Regions from separate parts of the Homo sapiens genome. Here region 1 is linked to region 2. Evidence: chromatin loops called from intact Hi-C (ENCODE). Cell type or tissue: PC-9. All regions are shown on one strand. Each heading gives the region's core, and the rest is flanking DNA. Links, peaks and the distances in the headings are about the cores only. Region 1 overlaps PI4KB (phosphatidylinositol 4-kinase beta). Region 2 has its middle 15 kb from the start of RIIAD1.

What was found. Hi-C counts contacts between places; a loop is a spot of excess contacts. Peaks named below come from ENCODE experiments on the same cell type or tissue, not always from the same donor. Only the 100,000 strongest peaks of a DNase experiment are listed, where the experiment ranks them.
Region 1: it touches region 2 in a loop (14-fold over the local background); 10 of 110 quality-filtered maps call a loop at or near these places.

Annotation. Positions count from the first base shown.
Region 1 is chr1:151,295,467-151,306,802 of GRCh38, forward strand. PI4KB (phosphatidylinositol 4-kinase beta) reads right to left here. Exons shown (of 12, transcript NM_001369623.2): 5 at 10,670-10,897; 6 at 8,075-8,184; 7 at 6,728-6,832; 8 at 6,378-6,501; 9 at 3,342-3,607. It also overlaps the pseudogene RN7SL444P. Among named protein-coding and RNA genes, the nearest start is that of ZNF687, 19 kb to the left of the region's middle. RefSeq lists enhancers at 1-56, 57-1,039. In PC-9, for the core only: CTCF peaks have their summits at 5,575 and 5,775; no DNase peak of the experiment used is centred there.
Region 2 is chr1:151,731,841-151,741,479 of GRCh38, forward strand. No RefSeq gene overlaps it. Among named protein-coding and RNA genes, the nearest start is that of RIIAD1, 15 kb to the left of the region's middle. In PC-9, for the core only: a CTCF peak has its summit at 3,400 (motif pointing left); a DNase peak (open chromatin) is centred at 3,381.

The sequences.
Region 1 (11,336 bases), core at 1,965-9,964, 430 kb before region 2:
ACCTCACATTTTACAGGTGAAGAAAACAGAGGCCCTGAGAGAGGAAGTGATTTACTTGCCCAAGGTGCCATAGCCTCTCTTTTCACTACCAGAGTTAGCTCCAGCTGGAAAGCTGCTTAGGACTACTTTTGAAGCAGTTAAAGAGATCCTAAAACCTGACTCCAGTATGGGGCCTCATTCATTGTTGCCACTTCTTTCCATTGGTTGATTCCATTCATGGCTCGACTATATCTATTCTTTTTTGAGGTACTATGAACGGCTTATCAGCTACCTGCCCTCCTCTATCCCTTCTTTTTTAGAGGATGGACTCTCATCTTCCAAACATACTAATTCCCTAAAGGAAAGCCCTGGGGCCTGACTAGTGCCAGCTTCCCTGCCACCCATTTACTCAATCCCAGGACTGAGCTCTAGGCTCCCTGGGCCCTGAGTTCAAAATCCTGACACTTTGAGATAGTCTGAAGCTTGCAATCAAATTCCTTATAAATAATTGCATTCTCGGCCGGATGCAGTGGCTCACGCCTGTAATCCCAGCACTTTGGGAGGCTGAGGCAGGAGGATCACCTGAGGTCAGGAGTTTGAGACCAGCCTGGCCAAGATGGTGAAACCCCGTCTCTACTAAAAATACAAAAATTAGCTGGGCGTGGTGGCGCATGCCTGTAATCCCAGCTAATCAGGAGGCTGAGGTGGGAGAATCACTTGAACTCTGGGAGGCAGAGGTTACAGTGAGCCGAGATCACGCCACTGCACTCCAGCCTGGACAACAGAGCAAGACTCTGTCTCACACACACACACAAAAATATTACATTCTCCTACAGCTCTCAAATGCAGAGCCTGGGTCCATTTGTAGGGCTGGCAGGGTGGAATGAGCGCAGGGTGGAATGAGCACAGGGTCTAAAAGCTACCTGACTGTTATTTCCCTCATGAGGAAACACGTGTCTGACAGGGTTTTCATCTGGTTTAAATATAAGAATGTCAGGCCATGGCAGAACTTAATAGATGCTAGATTTCTTTTTTTTTTTTTTGAGATGAAGTCTCACTCTGTCACCCAGGCTGGTGTGCAATGGTGCGATCTTGGCTCACTGCAACTTCTGCCTCCTGGGTTCAAGTGATTCTCCTGCCTCAGCCTCCCAAGTAGCTGGGAATACAGGCGCCCGCCACCACACCCAGCTAATTTTTTATTTTTAGTAGAGATGGGGTTTCACCGTGTTGGTCATGCTGGTCTCAAACTCCTGACCTCAGGCGATTTGCCCACCTCGGCCTCCCAAAGTGCTGGGATTACAGGCGTGAGCCACCACACCCAGCCTAAGACTAATTTTTATTTTTTTTTTTGAGATGGAGTCTCAGTGTCACCCAGGCTGGTGTGCAGTCGCGCGATCTCATCTCACTGCAACCTCCACCTCCCGGGTTCCAGCAATTGTCCTGCCTCAGCCTCCTGAGTGGCTGGGATTACAGGCATGCGCCACCACGCCTGGTGAATTTTTGGTATTTTTAGTAGATATGGGGTTTTGCCATGTTGGTCAGGCTGGTCTTGAACTACTGACCTCAGGTGATTCACCTGCCTCAGGCTCCCAAAGTGTTGGGATTACAGGCGTGAGCCACTGCATCCAGCCTAGATGCTACATTTCTAATAAGCTGCTCTGTTAGCTAGCTAGCTAGCTAGTTGTTTTGTTTTGTTTAGACAGGGTCTCACTCTGTTGCCCTTAACCTCCTGCTCAAGTGATCCTCCCACCTCAGCCTCCAAAGTAGCTGGGACCACAGCTGTATACCACCATGCTTGGCTAATTTTTATTTTTTGTAGAGACGGGATCTAACTATGTTGCCTAGGCTAGTCTCGAACTCCTGGGCTCAAGCGATCCTCCTGCCTCGGCCTTGTTGGCTAGATTTTTTTTTTTTTTTTTTGAGACTCGCTTTGTTGCCCAGACTAAAGTACTGTGGCATGATCTTGGCTCACTGCAATCTCCACCTCCTGGGTTCAAGCAATTCTCCTGCCTTACCTCCCGAGTAGCTGGGATTACAGGTGTGCATCACCAAGCCCAGCTAATGTATGTATGTATGTGTATGTATATATATAAATTTTTTTTTTTTTTTGAGTTGGAATTTCACCCTTGTCGTCCAGTCTGGAGTGCAATGGTGCCATCTTGGCCCACTGCAACCTCTGCCTCCCGGGTTCAAGTGATTCTCCTGCTCAGCCTCCCAAATAGCTGGGATTAGGCGCCTGCCACCAGGCCCAGCTAATTTTCTTTTTGTATTTTAGTAGAGATGGGGTTTCACCATGTTGGCCAGGCTGGTTTCAAACTCCTGACCTCAGGTGATCCACCCGTGTCAGCCTCCCAAAGTACTGGGATTATAGGCATGAGCCACCACACCCAGCCATTATTAGCTAGATCTTAATGGGCCACCATGTTACTGGAAGCCCCAGCAGCACTGGCCATTGCATTTCCACCTTTCCAGGACAGCTGCCCTGTGCCGAGGGTCTAGAGCTGGAACTCATAGGAGCATTCAGGGCAGAGACCCTGGGTCACTGTTGGGAGATACTCTTAGAAGGCAGGGCCTAGATGGTGTAATTATTTTTGTACATTATGTGCCTCACCTATATGTGTAGTTAGTTTTCATCAAGGTCATGTCATATTGAAAAAAAATGACAGCTCTGGGCAAAACAACAGATACTTAAAAGCTGTGGAAATCATATGCTGGAATAAGAAGTGAGGAGAGTTCATGGCTGAGAGTTTCCACTTCATCTCCATCATGTTTCTCCTTTCTGCTCTCAGTCACTAACCACTACCCTTAGTGCCAGGCCCTATTATCTCTTGCTTTGTTGCTAAACACCCAATTACATCCACCTTCACCCACAGTGCCACAGGGCATTTAATCAACACAGACTGGATCATGTCATTCCTCTGCCTGCAAAATAAAACACCTAAGCTTCACAATGAAGGCCCTTCTTCAACTGGCCTCAATTTACCTGCCTCATGGTACCACCTCCTACTCCACTGCCATGCAGTGCAGTCTGTGCTTTAATCACATTCAATTATTTCTTCTAGCTGGGATGTACCTCCCCTGCAGCTTCCTCTGTCATCATTTTCCCTTGTCCTTGAAGACCCTGCTCACTCAAACCCTTAGTCCTCCCATAAATCCTTCATTTCTTTGCCCTTTTACCCTAGTTCTTATTAGTCTGCCTCCTGACTTAATGTCATGGGAACACATCTGTCTCTGCTTAAAATACATTGTTTCATTTTTCACATCTTTGCCATGGAGGGCAGTAATAAGTAATTGAGAACTACACACGAAGGGACAGAGAGAACCCTGGAGAAATGTTAGGATGAGCAGCAGAAGTCACCTACCTGTCCTTGACTTGCAGCAGGTAGCAGACCAAGCAGTACCCAGCACAACTTTGCACAAAATTGCGCTGTGCACTGAGGAATGCCTCAGTGGTGTAACTGCCGTGCTCCTGTAGGAAGTAATCGAGCAAGGAGAGCTGTGACTGTTTCTTCACCTGATGGATGGACACAGCATTGACCACTGGTTCAATCATGCCACTATCAGCCGAAATCACAAGAATCTTGTATGGCTTGATCCAAAGGGGCACTCGCTCCTGTTCCCAAATGGACTGTGAGGAGACATGGAGGATACAGGACTCTTATCTTTCTCCAAACTAGAGAAGAAGGCTAAAACTCTTCCCTTTCTCCAGCCTCTCTCCTTGGTAGCATTGAATTCTAAGCCATCAAATGAGTAAGACTCACTTAACCCAGTGAGGACCAGGGAGTTTGGAAAGGAAGTCTAGGGCCTGACAAAGTCAGAAACTACACTCAGGTATGTGGGAAAAGGTATCACCTAAGTAGAAAGCCCAAGACAGGCAGGGAGAACAGGAAACTTCACTATCCCCTCTCAAGCAGGGAGAATGGGAGCTGTAAGTTCAAATAATAAGAAAAAAGAGGCCAGGTGCGGTGGCTTATGCTTGTAATCCCAGCACTCTGGGAGACCAAGGAGGGCGGATCACCTGAGGTCAGGAGTTCAAGACCAGCCTGGCCAACCTCAGTAGAGAGTGAAACCTCGTCTTTACTAAAAATACAGAAATTAGCCAGGCGTGGTGGTGTATGCCTGTAATCCCAGTTACTCAGGAGGCTAAGGCAGGAGAATCGCTTGAACCCAGGAGGTGGAGGTTGCAGTGAGCCAAGATTGCACCACTGCACTCCAGCCTGGGCGACAGAGCGAGACTCTCTCCGACGAAAAAAAAGAAAAAAGGAAAGGATTTAGGTCCAGAGAAGACTTCTCTGGAAAATGAAAATATTTATATGGTATAAAGAACAGTATTAAACAATTAAGTGGCTTGCAGGTGACCAACCCAGGGGTATCAGAAGATCAATATTTCAGCACACTATAACCTACCTGCTACAGACCAATTTGGGAAGTTTTTATGTTGTTTTTTAAAGGGGGGAGGACCAAATTATTATTATTTAAAAATTTGATTACAACCAATTGTGTTGGCATTAAAATTAGAGGCATTAAGTTTGAATAATGGATATATGCCAAAAACCAAAAATTGAGTTTGGCAAAAACGGGCAAGGAAGTTTTCCAGTAATTTCAGATTAGAAATCAATTTAGAGAAATGAACCCCATGTTTACAATGATTGTGCCACAGATTTAAACTTCAGTAGTGCATTAGTAAACTGTTCACATTTAGATCTTCACCTTGAGATTTGACAGCTATTTCTTGAAAAAATCTCAGTGCCTTGTATAAATAAATTGGTCTTCCATGTGCCTTAGCACACACTTAACACTAGGAAAAGGTGGGTCACTAAACTTTGCCTCCGCAAAATTTTCTTTTTGGCTCACTTCAGTTAGAAATGCTGATTTCTTCAGCCAGGAGCGGTGGCTCATGCCTGTAATTCCAGCACTTTGGGAGGTGGAGGTGGGCGGATCACCTGAGGTCGGGAGTTCGAGACCAGCCTGGCTCACATGGAGAAACCCTATCTCTACTAAAAATACAAAATTAGCCGGGCGTGGTGGCGCATGCCTATAATCCCAGCTACTTGGGAAGGCTGAGGCAGGAGAATCGCTTGAACCTGGGAGGCGGAGGTTGTGGTGAGCCGAGATTGCGCCATTGCACTCCAGCCTGGGAAACAAGAGCAGAACTCCATCTCAAAAAAAATAAAATAAGGAAAAAAAAACGCTGATTTCTTCAAATGCATATTTTTCTCAGAGACAGGGTCTTGCTATGTTGCTCAGGCTGGAGTGCAGTGGCTATTCACAGTCTCGATCCTGTTACTGATGAGCACGGGAGTTCTGACCTGCTCCATTTCCGACCTGGGCCAGTTCACCCCTCCCTTAGGCAACCTGATGGTCCCCTATTCCTAGGAGGTCACCATATTGATGCCGAACTTAGCGCGGACACCCAATTGGCATAGTGGACTGCAGCCCAGAACTCCTGGGCTCAAGACATCCTCCCACCTCAGCCTCCTGACTAGCTGAGACTACAGGCCCATGCCAGGGTGCCAGGACATTTTGGAAGTTTTGATCTAAAAGGCAAACCTAGCACTCTAAAGTTCAGACTTGGAACAGGACAGGTGCAGGTCACAAAAGGGCCAAAAGAGGCCGCTGTGGAGCTGTTCCTATGGCTGTTCTTCCCAGGGGAAAGTTGCACTAGCTTCTCTTTACTCTGCTTTTGTTTTAGACCTTGGCAGGAAGGTGGTCCCCGGCAGAATAATCTGTGTAGTCACCTCCGGTTGGCTGGAGTTGGGCTGAGTTTCCCTTTCTCTCCTTTTTTTTTGAGACAGAGTCTTGCTCTGTCGCCCAGGCTAGACTGCAGTGGCACAATCTCAGCTCACTGCAACCTCTGCCTCCTGGGTTCAAGCTATTCTCCTGCCTCAGCCTCCCAAGTAGCTGGGATTACAGGTGCCCATCACTGCACCCAGCTAATTTTTGTATTTTTATTTTTATTTTTTTTTTTTTGAGACGGAGTCTCGTTCTGTCGCCCAGGCTGGAGTGCAGTGGTGCAATCTCCGCTCACTGCAAGCTCCGCCTCCCGGGCTCACGCCATTCTCCTGCCTCAGCCTCCGGAGTAGCTGGGACTACAGGCGCCCGCCACCACACCCGGCTAATTTTTTGTATTTTTAGTGGAGACAGGGTTTCACCGTGTTAGCCAGGATGGTCTCGATCTCCTGACCTCGTGATCCACCCGCCTCGGCCTCCCAAAGTGCTGGGATTACAGGCATGAACCACCACACCCGGCCATAATTTTTGTATTTTTAGTAGAGACAGGGTTTCACCATCTTGGCCAGGCTGATCTTGAACTCCCGACTTTGTAATCCACCCGCCTCGGCCTCCCAGAGTGCTGGGATTACAGCCACTGTGCCTGGCCTCTCCTTCTCTTCTCTTACCTGCAGTTGCTTCAACACCTGAAAGGCCAGAAGCTCTTGCCGAAGGTCATCCCCACACTTGACAATGACTGACAGGAGCCGCCAATTGGGGAGATGGCCGTAGGGGGAGCCCTCTCTGATCCGCCTGTGAAGACAGAAGTAAAGGGTGTCAAAGGTTGATGCCAGGGTGAGGACAAGAGACATGGCTTCCACAAAAAATCCCAAGCAAACGCCCCATAGGGCAAGGACCCAGACAGCCTGGAAGCCTGACAGATTTTTTTGGAGGCTGATGGACAATAAAGTTGGTGCAGTGAGCACTTACAACTGCCTCTGAGCTTTGAGAGGGGTTCAGAGACCCACACCCAACTCACCGTACTTTCTCCTGCCAGGGCTCTTTGAGAGCAACTGCAGAAGGATCTTCTGGGTCTCGTTTGAAGGCTGTCGGGGTATGAGCCAGCTGTTCCGAAAGGCGCCGGCTGGCAGGAAGAAAATACATCATTTGCTTGGAGAAGCTACCCCCAAGCCCCATGCCCAGTCTATACTGACATTTCCTGCACTGTCTCCTGGATTCTGGACACACAAAGATAGGAACCCAGGCTGAAAGGGACTCATGGAAGAAAACATAACCAATGACACCTTTTTGCTAACTGATTGTAATCATGTTAAAATTAAGATTACCAGGCCCTCCATATTCCTCTACCAAGGCTGATTCAGAATGGGTGTGTCTCTAGAATTTGCATTTTTCTTTTCTTTTCTTTTTTTTTTTTTTTTTGAGATAAGAATCTCGCTGTGTCTCCCAGGCTGGAGTGCAGTGGCGAGATCTCGGCTCACTGCAAGCTCCGCCTCCTGGGTCCACGCCATTCTCCTGCCTCAGCCTCCCGAGTAGCTGGGACTACAGGCGCCCACCACCACGCCCAGCTAATTTTTTTTTTGTATTTTTTTGGTAGAGATGGGGTTTCATCGTGTTAGCCAGGATGGTCTCGATCTCCTGACCTTATGATCTACCCGCCTCAGCCTCCCAAAGTGTTGGGATTACAGGCGTGAGCCACCGCACCCAGCCTAGAATCTGCATTTTCAACAAGTCCTCCTTCCTCCCCCTGGATTCTGACACAGTCGCTTTGAGACCCCACCTTGAGACACACTGCTCAAACTCCTTCCTCTGGTGCTTTCTTGTTTTTTTTTTTTTTTTTTTTTGAGACGGAGTCTCGTTCTGTCGCCCAGGCTGGAGTGCAGTGGTGCGATCTCGGCTCACTGCAAGCTCCGCCTCCCGGGTTCACGTCATTCTCCTGCCTCAGCCTCCCAAGTAGCTGGGACTACAGGCATCCGCCACCACGCCTGGCTAATTTTTTTGTATTTTTAATAGAGACGGAGTTTCACCGTGTTAGCCAGGATGGTCTCGATCTCCTGACCTCGTGATCTGCCCGCCTCGGCCTCCCAAAGTGATGGGGTTACAGGTGTGAGCCACTATGCCCGGCCCCTCTGGTGCTTTCATCCCTTTGGAGTCTTTTTAAAATTTAATTTCCTTCTTTGGTAGCCCAAGTAATTTCTCAACCTACACCTTCATTGCCTCAAGTTTGGTGGCCCCAAACAAGGACAGAATGAAAGAGGGAAAGACACAGGCCAACAACAGATGATTGAGATGGAGAGGAAGGTAACAAAGAGATGGGAAGTTCCTGAAAGAGGGATGAAAAATGAGGGGCAATGTGATCTGGCCATACCGGATGTCCCCTGCTGCAATGAACACAGGCTCCTTGCTCTCCTGGCTGGTGATGCTGTCCACAGAGAACTGGGAGATGTTGTCACAGCTGTTGGTATGCACTTCGGGGAGCTGGAGAAAGGGGAGTGCTGGTCAGAAGTGCTAAAGTATAGGTCTCCCGTCTTTCCCCTCCTGCTTGCTTGCTATCACTGCAGCATGCTCATCCCTCTCTTTCAAACTCTGCTTACACACCATGTTGGTTACTGGGACCCCAGGCTGCCCAGAGCAGCATTTCTCAACATGTGAACTACCTGCAGTAGAATTACCCAGAATGCAGATTCCCAGGCCCCACCATCAATCTGAATTATAATTACTAGGAATGGGATCTGAAAGTCTGAATTTTTAACAAGTTCTCCAGAAGACTTCCAATGCACTAAAGTTTGCAAACCACTGCCATGACCATTACAGGAGCTCAAAATTTCAGCCTCACTGAGAGTCCCCCAAGGATAGGGATGCGTTCTCCCCTAGGGTCCAAAGCAGACTCTTTGCAGACTAGCTTCTGACAGTTTCTTCAATCTAAGTCATTCAATCTTATCTTCTCATCTCTCTCTAAATACAGAATATTCTACCAGACCCCAAGGCCCATGTCAAGTCTCTTCTGTCCTTCATACCAGAGCATTTCTTCTCAACTCCATTTGTCACCTAGTACACACTGCTTTGTTGTATATCTAAATTTTTTTTTCTTAAATGTCTAATTTCTGCAATTGGACTATAAGCTCAAAGACAGAGATTCTGCCTTTTGGCAAAGTGAAACCTGGCTGTGTGTTTTTTTTTTTTTTTTTTAGACGGAGTTTCGCTCTTGTTGCCCACGCTGGAGTGCAATGGTGTGATCTCGGCTCACTGCGACCTCCGCCTCCCAGGTTCAAGCGATTCTCCTGCCTCAGCCTTCTGAGTAGCTGGGATTACAGGCGCGCGCCACCATGCCTGGCTAATTTTTTGTATTTTTAGTAGGAACGGGGTTTCACCATGTTAGTCAGGCTGTTCTTGAACTCCTGACCTCAGGTGATCTGCCCACCTCAGCCTCCCGAAGTGCTGGGATTGCAGGCGTGAGCCACCGCGCCTGGCCCTGGCTGTGTTTTTGTTTTGTTTTGTTTTAAGACAGAGTCTCACTCTGTCACCCAGGCTGGAGTGCAGTGCTGTGATCTCAGCTCCCTGCAGCCTCCGCCTCCCAGGTTCAAGTGATTCTTGTGCTTCAAGAATCACTTGCCTCCCGAGTAGCTGGGATTACAGGCATGTTCCACCACACCTGGCTTTTTTTTTTTTTTCTTTTGAGACGGAATTTTGCTTGTCACCCAGGCTGAAGTGCAGTGGCGTGATCTTGGTTCACTGCAACCTCCGCCTCCTGGGTTCGAATAATTCTACTGCCTCAGCCTCCCGATTAGCTGGGATTACAGGCACATGCCACCACGCCCGGCTAATTTTTGTATTTTTAGTGGAGACGGGGTTTCACCATGTTGGCCAGGCTGGTCTCGAACTCCTGACCTCAGGTGATCTGCTCGCCCTGTCCTCCCAAAGTGCTGGGATTACAGGCGTGCGCCACCGCACCCGGCATAATTTTTCTAGTTTTAGTGGAGATGGAGTTTCACCTTGTTGGCCAGGCTGGTCTCGAAATCCTGACTTCAAGCGATCCACCCACCTCGGCCTCCCAAAGTGTTGGGATTACAGGTGTGAGCCACTGCGCCTGGCCAGCTGTGTTAATAGCTCTACACAAAATTCTGCTCTGGCTCTTCATGCCCCAGAATAAAGTTCAAGTTTCTTTCCCCAGCTTACAGGGTCCTTCCTATAGTCTGGTCCATGCCCACGTGTCCAGTCTTATTCTTCACCACTTCTTACCTCACACCTGCACATCACAGCCAGGCAAAATTTCTTTCAATTCCTATAATGGCCCAAGCTCCCTCTTGTCTTCTGGCCTTTGCATGCAGTGTTCCCTCTGTCCAGCACTCTTTGTCCAGCTAATTCCTACCCATGCTTCCAGCCTCAGCTGAGAGATTACTTCCTCCAGGAAATCTCTTGTGATGCCCGCCCCAAGTCTGGTGCTCTTATAATGTCCTATCCTTTCCCCCATGACTTGACTCTCACCACACTACAACTACTTGCTTACTGGCCTTGTTCTCTTTCCAGTTAGGTCATAAATCCCTTGTAGGCAGGGGCCAAGTCTTGTTCACTAGCATACAGCACTCAGGTCTGGCACATAGAAGGCCCTCAATAAAAATTTCTTGAATGAATTAATGTATGACTTCTCATCCTCTGCTATTCTATGACAACTTTATGTAGGTGTTCAATAAATATTTTCATTAAATTTCCCTCACTCCCCTTGGCCTAGAAGCTCCTCTTTACATTTAAATCTGAATCCTTCACCTGGAAAATGAACTCCACCTGAATCTATTCCAGGCTAGAGTTGTTCAGAGCTTTCCCCATATTACCCCTCACTACCTACACCACTCATTAGGATACTTGCCTTACCCTGCCTTGGGATATGCTGTCTTGTTTCCAATATAGTGAAAGCTCCTGGAGAAAGCTCCTGTGACCCAGCATTACCTCCCTGAAGCCCTCTCACCTCCACTTGCAGCTCGCCTATGTCATCCACCGACCAGGCCTCATCATCGTTGTCATAGTTGGGCACAGTGCTGAAGCTGCCAGCTCGCTGCTCATGGGTAATACCACATTCGGGCAAGTTTTCTACGGACCTCGTACTCCGAATTCGGTTCTCGGGGATCCGGGCAGGGACACTGGTGGTGTCAAAGTTTTCACATTCAAGGACTTCCACATAAATCAGGTAGGGAGCCTGGGGGAAGAGTGAGACAGTATTTGCAACTTACTTCCACCACTAACCCCCAAATCTCAACTCTGTTAGCAAGGTTCTTCCTGCTGTCCTTTCTCCTAGCTCCAGCCTTCATCCAATAGTCCTCTGAAACTATGAACACTATATTTAGGGCAGATACTTGTCCTATGATCACCTATGTAAAGAATTTGTGTGACAGAATCCTTAAGTCTTCAAAATATTTCAACTGAGCTCCAAAATGTACAGATGATGTGCTTGGGCCAAACCACTCTAGACTATCAATTACAGGCTGTAAGGGAGGCCTAGATGCCTCTGTGGGCTCGTCCTGAAGACAGGGCCCAGGGAGCTACAGTGGACAAAAAGACTGGGACAAAGCTGGGCACTGTCCCAAGGAGTGTCCCAAACTTCAGTATTTCCTTTGAAAGAAGAATATGGGCCGGGC
Region 2 (9,639 bases), core at 1-8,000:
GCCCTTCCCTTTCTGATTTGGACCTGAATGTGATGTCTCGAGCTGTACAGCCATTTTTTTTTTTTTCGTGAGACAGAGTGTCACTCTGTCGCCCAGGCTAGAGTGCAGGGGCGCGATCTTGGCTCAGTGCAACCTCTGCCTCCCAGGTTCAAGCGATTCTCCTGCCTCAGCCTCCTGAGCAGTAGGATTACCGGCATGTGCCACCATGCCCAGCTAATTTTTGTATTTTTAGTAGAGACAGGGTTTCACCATGTTGGTCAGGCTGGTCTCAAACTCTTGGCCTCATGTGATCCGCCCACCTTGGCCTCCCAAAATGCTGAGATTACAGGCGTGAGCCACCACACTCAGCCTGAGCAGCCATCTTAAGACCATGAGGTAATCAGTGTGAGGGTGAAAGCCAGACCTCTAAAACAGCAGAAAGGGAAGACGGGGAGACCCTGGGGTCCTGATGGCATTTCTGATCACTTAAACAGCCCAGAAATCACCCACCTACCTTCAGACTTCTTGGCAAATGAGAATAGTGAATCTCTTTTGTTTCAAAATCAAACCAGAGTTTACATCCTGATCCACCACTTACTAGATGTCTGGCCTTGTCCAAATCACTTCACTTCCTTGAGCACTGGGTTTCTCATCTATAAGACCTACAATACCCACCTTTCCAGGTCGTTTGGATTAGAGATAAAGAATGGACAGTACCTGGTGCATGGGAGGTGTTTGCTAGTGGCGTGCCCCCTGGTGATGTATGAAGTACAAGGGTAGGGGTGGTGAGAGGAAAAGTCAGAAGAGAAGGTAGGACAAATCAAAGGGTGCTGTGTACTAGGCAAAGGAGGTTAGGTTTTCATCATGTAGGCAATGGAGAGCCAGCAAAGAATTGTAAGCCGAGGGGAATTTATAAAGAGATTTGCACTGAGAAAGTATAATAGCGTGGAAGACAAATTAGGGGAAACTAAGTCTAGAAATGGGAAGACCTGTAGGGAGACGATCATAATTGTCCAAGCTGGTCAGGCATGGTGGCTCACGCCTGTAATCCTAAGCACTTTGGGAGGCTGAGGTGGACTTGAGGTCAGGAGTTCGAGACCAGCCTGGCCAATGTGGCGAAACCCTGACTCTACCAAAAAACCCCACTAAAATTAGCTGGGTGTGGTGACGCACACCTGTGTTCTCAGCCACTCAGGAAGCTGAGATGGGAAGATCGCTTGAGCCTGGGAGGTCAAGGCTGCAGTGAGCCGAGATCACGCCACTGTACTCCAGCCTGGGCAACAGTGAGATTCTGTGTTTTTGTTTTTTTTTGTTTGTTTATAATTGTCCAAGCTGTCATTTTCTCTCACCTGCACCACTTCAGTTGCTTCTTACCCTGGTCTCTTTGCTGACTCTCTGTCCACTATTTCAGTTGAGAATGTATTTAGCTGTAGGTAACAGAAAACCAAATTTATAGTGACTTAAACAAATACGGGGTCATTTTTCTCACCTAACAAGTTCAGCAGTAGGCAAGAGTCAAAGGGTCAATGATGTTGACAAGTACCCAGACCAGGTTTTTTCTGTCCTCACTCTGCCAGCCTTAGCCTGTCCCGTCATGGCTGTGAGGCCTCCTGCACTCTCAGGTGTCCTCTTTACATTTCAGGCAGGGAGAAGGGCAGAGAGCTGCGCCAGCTGACTGTGTCCCTTTTTATCAGCAAAGACAAACTTTCTCCGAAGGTCTCCCACCTCTCCCTCACTGGCCAGACCAGGGTCTTGCGGCCCATCCTCAACAGAGACCAGGAACAGGAGGGAAACTGCTGGGTCAGCCCCAAATCAGCATCTGCCCCACCTGCACTTTCTGATCCATCTTCCATGTAACAGCTAGGATAATTCTTTTTTTAAAGTTTTATTTATTTATTTTTGAGACAGTCTTGTTCTGTCACTCAGGTTGGAGTACAGCGTACTTCACTGTAACTTCAAACTTTTGGGCTCAAACAGTCCTCTTACTTCAGCCTCCCTAGTACTAGGACTACAGGTATATGCCACCACTGATTTTAAAAAAAAATTTTGTAGGCTGGGTGCAGTGGCTCAAACCTGTAATCCCAACACTTTGGGAAGCCAAGGCAGTGGACTACTTGAGGTCAGGAGTTTGAGACCAGCCTGGCCAACATGGTGAAACCTCATCTCTACTAAAAATACAAAAAAAATTAGCCGGGCATGGTGGCACACACTTGTAATCCCAGCTACTTGGGATGCTGAGGCAGGAGAATTGCTTGAACTCAGAAGGCAGAGGTTGCAGTGAGCTGAGATTGAGCCACTGCACTCCAGCCTGGCTGACAGAGCGATCTTTTAGAATGATCTTTTAAGAAACTGAAATCAGAGTACGCCCTCTCCTGCACTCTCAGTGTAACCTCCGCCTCCCGGATTCAAGCAATTCTCCTGCCTCAGCCTCCTGAGTAGCTGAGATTACAGGTGTGTGCCACCACACCCAGCTAATTTTTGTATTTTTACCAAGTTGGTCAGGCTGGTCTCGATCTCCTGACCTCGTGCAGCTGCTCAATACGCATTTGCTGAATGATAAATCGATGGGATGTTGGAAGACTGAACTGCAGGATGAGGCCTTGATATATGCAGTGGCATGAAAACAGGAGGTGAATTCTAGACATATTTAGGAAGGGGAATTGGCAGGACCTGTAATTTGAATGGGGTGGAGTTATTACAGAAGTTGTAGATTCTAGAATGACTTCCAGGTTTCTTGCATGGGAAAGAAGAGGAATGCTGGAATCATTCACTAATACAGAGGGGAAGCAGGTAGGGGCAGGGGAAATGGGGAGATGAATTTTGGCCAAAAGTTTTCCACTGAGTTTGCAGTTGGGTCATGGTGATGTGAACATGAATAGCTTCAGTGGGGTAGGCAGAAGTCAGATTGCGGTCAACTTGGTGGCAATTGGGAGATGAAGACATGGAAGTAGATATACACTGCCCTTGAAGACAGCTTTCTAGGAGCATGGATGGGAGAGGAAATGGAGAAAGGGCAGTCGTTGGAGGGGGAAGCAGGGTCAAGGGTGGTTTCTTGTAATGGGAGATGCTTGAGCATCCAGTAATTGGACGCTTTCATCTCTTCTGATATATTTTACTTTTAAGGTAAAGTTAGGAGTGTCTTGGAATTGCTGCTCAGATTGGATCTGATATCCAGAGAGCAAATACACGAGCTAATAAGCTGGCTACAGGCAGGCATGCTTTGCCACCTAGTGACCTTCAGCAACCCCTCTGTGTCAGGTTCCTGATCTTCAAAATTGGAGCAGTAGCTCTCCCTAGGCTTGCAGTAAGGATTGCCTCAGTGTGTGGTTGCCTTGCTGTGTCCACGGGGTGGGAAGGAAGGGCAATGTCTGGAAAGCAGGCCACTCTCAGTCTAGCTGGACTGGTCTCTGCTGCCCTCTCCTGGGCATGTCTGCAGAGTTGACATGCTGTTTGGAGAATGCCTGCTCAAGGCCTGAGTGGAATGTCAGCAGGAGGGAGAGAAGAGGAAACAAGGCTGGGCTGGGAGTGGGAAAATAGTAACAAACACACAGATTCCTGTAATAGAAAGTTCTTTAGATGTTACAAAGACCAGGGCCTTAGCCCTGGGCAGTGCTGCTTCAATGAGTACCTTAGACGTTTACTTCTTTCTTTTTTTTTTTGAGATGGAGTCCATAGGCTGGAGTACAGTGGTGATATCTCAGCCCACTGCAACCTCTGCCTCCTGCATTCAAGTGATTCTCATGCCTCAGCCTCCCAAGCAGGTAGGATTACAGGCATGTGCCACCATGCCCAGCTAATTTTTGTATTTTTAGTAGAGATGGGGTTTCACCATGTTGGCCAGGCTTGTCTCAGACTTGTGATCTCAAGTGATCTGCCCACCTTGGCCTCCCAAAGTACTTGGATTACAGGCATGAGCCACCATACCCATTCAATGTTTACTTCTTTAAAGTATCTGAAGAGAAACCTTGCAAATTGATTATTCATTCATTTATTCATTCACTTATTCACTCATTCAACAAATATTAGGGCGTATTATGTACTCAAGATGCAAAGTTTTGGGAATAAGACACACTCCTCAAGGAACTCATGGTCTAGTGAGTGAAGACAGATACATAGATACATAGATAATTACAGTACAGTTTCAAAAGTAAAATGTAAGATGTACAGTGTATTCTTGATTACATGTATTCAATAGTTAATATGTTTTGGATCTGTGTCCCCACCCAAATCTCAGGTCAAATTGTAATTCCCAATGTTGGAGGTGGGGCCCGGTGGGAGGTGATTGGATTAGGGAGTGGTTTCTCATGAATGGTTTAGCACCATCCCCTTGGTGCTGTTCTCATGATAGTGAGTTCTCATGAGATCTGGTTGTTTAAAAGTGTGTAGCACCTTCCTACTCTCTATTGGTCCTGGTCCTGCCATGTAAGATACTCATTCCATCTTTGCTTCTGCCATGATTCAGAAGCAGATGCTGCCATGCTTCCTGTACAGCCTATGGAACCATGAGCCAATTTTTCTTTATAAATTACCTGCTCACAGGTAGGTTTTTTGTGTTTTTTTTTTTTTGAGATGGAGCCTTGCTCTGTTGCCCAGGCTGGAGTGCAGTGGCACAATCTTGGCTCACTGCAACCTCTGCCTCCCAGGTTCAAGTGATTCTCCTGCCTCAGCCTCCTGAGTAGCTGGGATTACAGGTGTATGCCACCACACCTGGCTAATTTTTTGTATTTTTAGTAGAGACAGGGTTTCACCATGTTGGTCAGGCTGGTCTCAAACTCCTGACCTTGTGATCCACCCACCTTGGCCTTCCAAAGTGCTGGGATTGCAGGCATAAGCCACCACACCTGGCCTTCAGGTATTTCTTTATAGCAATGTGAGAACAGACTAGTACATAAAATTGGTTCTGAGGAGTAGGGCATTGCTATAAAGATACCTGAAGATGTGGAAGCAGCTTTGGAATTGGGTAACTGGCAGAGGTTGGAAGAGTGTGGTGTGGAGGGCTCAGAAGAAGCCAGGAAGATGAAGGAAAGTTTGGAACTTCCTAGAGACTTGTTAAATTGTTGTGACAAAAATGCTGATAGTGATATGGATAAAAAGTCTAGGCTGATGAAGTCTCAGAAGGAGATGAGGAACTGATTGGGAACTAGAGCAAGGTCACCTTTGTTATATATTAGTGAACAATCTGGTGGCATTGTGCCCCTGCCCTAAGGGATCTGTGGAACTTTGAACTTGAGAGTGATGATTTAGGGTATCTGGTGGAAGAAATTTCTAAGCCACAAAGCATTCAAGATATGGACTGGCTGTTTCTAACAACCTATCTCATATGCATGAGCAAAGAAATGATGTAAAACTGGAACTTACATTTAAAGGGGAAGTAGAGCATAAAAGTTTTTGAAAAATTTGCAGCCCAGCCATGTGGTAGAATAGAAAAGCCCATTTTCAGGGGAGAAATTCCAAGCAGGCCACAGAAATTTGCATAAGTAAAAAGGAACCAAGTGCTAATATCCAAGACAATCGGGAAAATGCCTTGAAGGCATTTCAGAGACCTCCACATGCAGTCCCTCCCATCATACACCCGGAGCCCTAGGAGAGAAGAATGGTTTCAGGGGCCAGGCCCAGGGTCCTGCTGCCCTGCGTAGCCTTGGGACACTACTCCTCATGTCCTAGCTACTCCAGTTTCAGCCATGGCTCAAAGGGGCCAAGGTACTGCTTGGGCCACTGCTTCAGAGGATGCAAACCCTAGGCTTTGGTGGCTTTCATGTAGTGTTAAGCCTGTGGGTGCACAGAGTGCAAGAGCTGAGACTTGAGAACCTCTGCCTAGATTTCAGAGGATGTATGGAAAAGTCTGGATGTCCAGGCAGAACCCTGCTGGTAAGGGTGGAGCCCTCACAGAGAACCTCTAGTAGGGCAGTGCAGAGAGGAAATGTGGAGTTGGAGCTCCCTGACACAGTCCCCACTGGGGCACTGCCTAGTGGAGCTATAAGAAGAGGGCTACCACCTTCCAGACCCTGAAATGTTTGAGCCACTGACAGCTTGCACCCTCAACCTCAAAAAGTTCCAGTCACTCAATGCCAGCCCATGAGAGCAACTATAGGGGCTGAACCCTGCAAAGCCTTAGGGGCAGAGCTGCTCAAGGCTTTGGGAGCCCACTTCTTGCATCAGTGTGCCCTGAATGTGAGACATGGAGTCAAAGGAGATGATTTTGGAGTTTTAAGATTGAATAACTGCCCTGCCCGGTTTCAGACTTGTGTGGGGCCTGCAGCCCCTTTCTTTTGACCAATTTCTCCCTTTTCAAACAGGAATATTTACCAAATGCCTGTACTTTCATTGTATCTTGGAAGTAACCAATCTGTTTTTGATTTTACACGCTCATAGGTCGAAGGGACTAGCTTTGTCTCAGATAGACTTTGGACTTTTGACTAATGCTGAAAGGAGTTAAGACTTTGAGGGACTGTTGGGAAGGCATGATTGTATTTTGCAACATGAGAAGGACATGAAATTGGGAAGGGTCCAGGGGTGGAATGATATTTTTGGATCTGTGTCCCCACTCAAATATCATGTTAAATTGTAATCCCCAGTGTTGGAGGTGGGCCAGGTGGGAGGTAATTGGATCACGGGGGAGGGTTTCTCATGAATGGTTTAGCACCATCCCCTTGGTGCCTTTCTTGTGATAGTGAGTTCTTGTGAGAGCTGGTTGTTTAAAAGTGTGTAGCACCTCTCCCCACCCTTGATCCTGTTTCTGCCATGTAAGATGCTCTCCCCAACTTTGCCTTCTGCCATGATTAGAAGCTTCCTGTGGCCCCCCCTGGAAGCACATACTGCCATGCTTCCTGTACAGCCTGTGGAACTGTGAGCCAATTAAATCTGTTTTCTTTATAAATTGCCCAGTCTCAGGTATTTCTTTATAGCAATGTGAGAACAGACTAATACAATAGCTATAGCTGCGTTAGGCCAATTTTTTTTTTTTTTTTTTTGAGATGGAATCTCACTCTGTTGCCAGGCTGGAGTGCAGTGGTGTGATCTCAGCTCACTGCAACCTCCGACTCCCTGTTTCAAGCGATTCTCCTGCCTCAGCCTCCTGAGTAGCTGGGATTACAGGCACACACCACCATGCCCAGCTGATTTTTTTATTTGTAGTAGAGACGGGGTTTAACCATGTTGGCCAGGATGGCCTCGATCTCCTGACCTCGTGATCCACCTGCCTCAGCCTCCCAAAGTGCTGGGATTACAGGCGTGAGCCACCACACCTAGCCAGGACTAATCTTGAATAAAATCCAAACACAATGTCTGTTTGGCTTTGAAATACAACACTGTATGATTTCTTTTCCTCTGCGATGCCCCTTCAATGGCAAAGTAACATGGTAATGTAACCTTGTGAAATTCCACAACCAAACCAACTAGGAAGAAAGAGTAGCCGTTTAGAGCTGTAAGAAATATCTAAAAAATACTTATCTAGGTGAGAAGTATCAAAAAATATATCTCAATTCTCATATTTAAAGGTACTATAGGCCAGGCACGGTGGCTCATGTCTATAATCCCAGCACTTTGGGAGGCCAAGATGGGTGGATCACCTGAGGTTGGGAGTTTGAGACCAGCCTGACCAACATGGTGAAACCCCGTCTCTATTAAAAATACAAAAAATTAGCCGGCTGTGGTGGTGCATGCCTGTAATCCCAGCTACTCAGGGGGCTGAGGCAGGAGAATCGCTTGAACCCAGGAGGTGGAGGTTGCAGTGAGCCAAGATTGCACCATAGCAGCCCAGCCTGGGCAACAAGAGTGAAACTCTGTCTCAAAAAAAAAAAAAAAAGAAAGAAAAAGAAAAGAAAAAAAGGTACTATAGTGGATACTGTTGTGCCACCCAGATACCCACCCCCATCAGGACTGAAGCACTCATCCTTGTCCTCCCCCCAGCACTTCTGGGAATTTTGGGTGACTGACAGTTCCTGGTTGCACCAGCATTTCCAAGAATTTGGGTGACTGACAGTTCCCAGCTGGGCTTCCTCCAGGAGTTACCCTTAAGTGAAAATTCATTCAAGATTATGCCCCCTCCTAAGACAGTCTGCATCTACTGGTCAATGTGGAAGTATATTCCCCTGCATGATTCTGATTTCCTTGTCTCAGTGGGGGACAACTCTGCAGGGCCACAACAGTTCCTGAGTTCCTGCTGTCCAGTTCTAAGGCCTTCACTTTCTCCCAGTGTTGTTGATCCTGAGAGCACGACTCAATGAACTGCTTTTACTCAAATCTCCATCTGAGAGTATATTTCCCGAGGAACCCAGCCTGACAGTCAGTGCCAAGAGTGCTGAGGAAGCAGATTCTAAAATGAGATTCTAAACTGGAAATACCTGTTGGCCGCTGGCAGGGAGGGCCACTGGCAGTAGGTGGAGCATGGAGATTCCCCAGCAAGGTATCAGTGCAACTGTCAAAGCTTTCACTAGTGCTGAACTGGGATGGGATCCTGGGGGAAAGCAATGCTTAGTGGGGGAAATATATCAGGTCTGATAAATATATCAGGTTTTATAAAGACAATGGAATTGGATGGCTAGCTGGAGGCAATCAATGCATTGGACAAAGGCAATGAAAGGTTGAGGGTGATTGATCACCAAATAAAGGCTAAGAGTGAAAGCCCAAGGCCCTCCTTAGCAATTTAAAAGACATTTTTTATCTTTTGTATCTAGAGGCCCCCCAAAATTGAGAATAAGGTCCAATATTTAATTGTAACAGTAGCAGGGCTCCAAAGAAGGTTGAATTCTTAACACTGGCAAGAAGGAGTGAGACCCTGAGACATAGGAGTGGGGGCAGCTGGGTTAATGCTTTAAAAAATCTTGAATTTTTAAATTCTCCATCTTTTGGGCCTGCAAAAGTGCCCACTTGTTCCTGGTAAAGGCTATCACTACTTCCTTGCTTAAGGATGATAGAGAAGCCTCTGGCTTGCAAGACCACACAGGTTCCCTTCAAAACCTACCCCACCTCCTCTCCTGATCTGCAAACCAATAACTAGGATTAAGTACTTTTAGAACTCAGCTAAGATTCCCCTAAGAGAAAAAATGCACCATGCCCTGGAGGTTCAAGAGGACCTAACTAGCAAATACAGGTTGGAGATGTATGGGACTGGATTCTGAGGGTGTTGGATCAAGGAGGGTGGGACATAAAGTTTGATAAGGGAGAGTGTATGGATATGGGAGCCCATTCTTTTTTTTTTTTTTAAGACAGAGTGTCACTCTTGTTGCCCAGGCTGGAGTGCAGTGGTGTGATCTCAGCTCACTGAAAACTCCACCTTCCGGTTTCAAGCGATTCTCCTGCTTCAACCTCCTGAGTAGCTGGGATTACAGGCACATGCCTGCCATCATGCCCGGCTAATTTTTGTATTTTTAGTAAAGATGGGGTTTCACCGTGTTGGCCAGGCTGGTCTCAAACTCCTGACCTTGCGATCCGCCCCGCCTCAGCCTCCCAAAGTGCTGGGATTACAGGCATGAGCCACTGCGCCTGGCCTATGGGAGCCCATTCTTAGGATATGGGATTTAGTACTCTGACAAAGACCCTAAGAGATGTTGCTAACATTCTGATAGTGTAACTGAGTACCCCATTTTCCAAGAGATAGTTTATTTTTTTCTCTCTTTTTCTCTTTTCTGCTTTTCCCCTATAACTGCATTTAGAAATGCA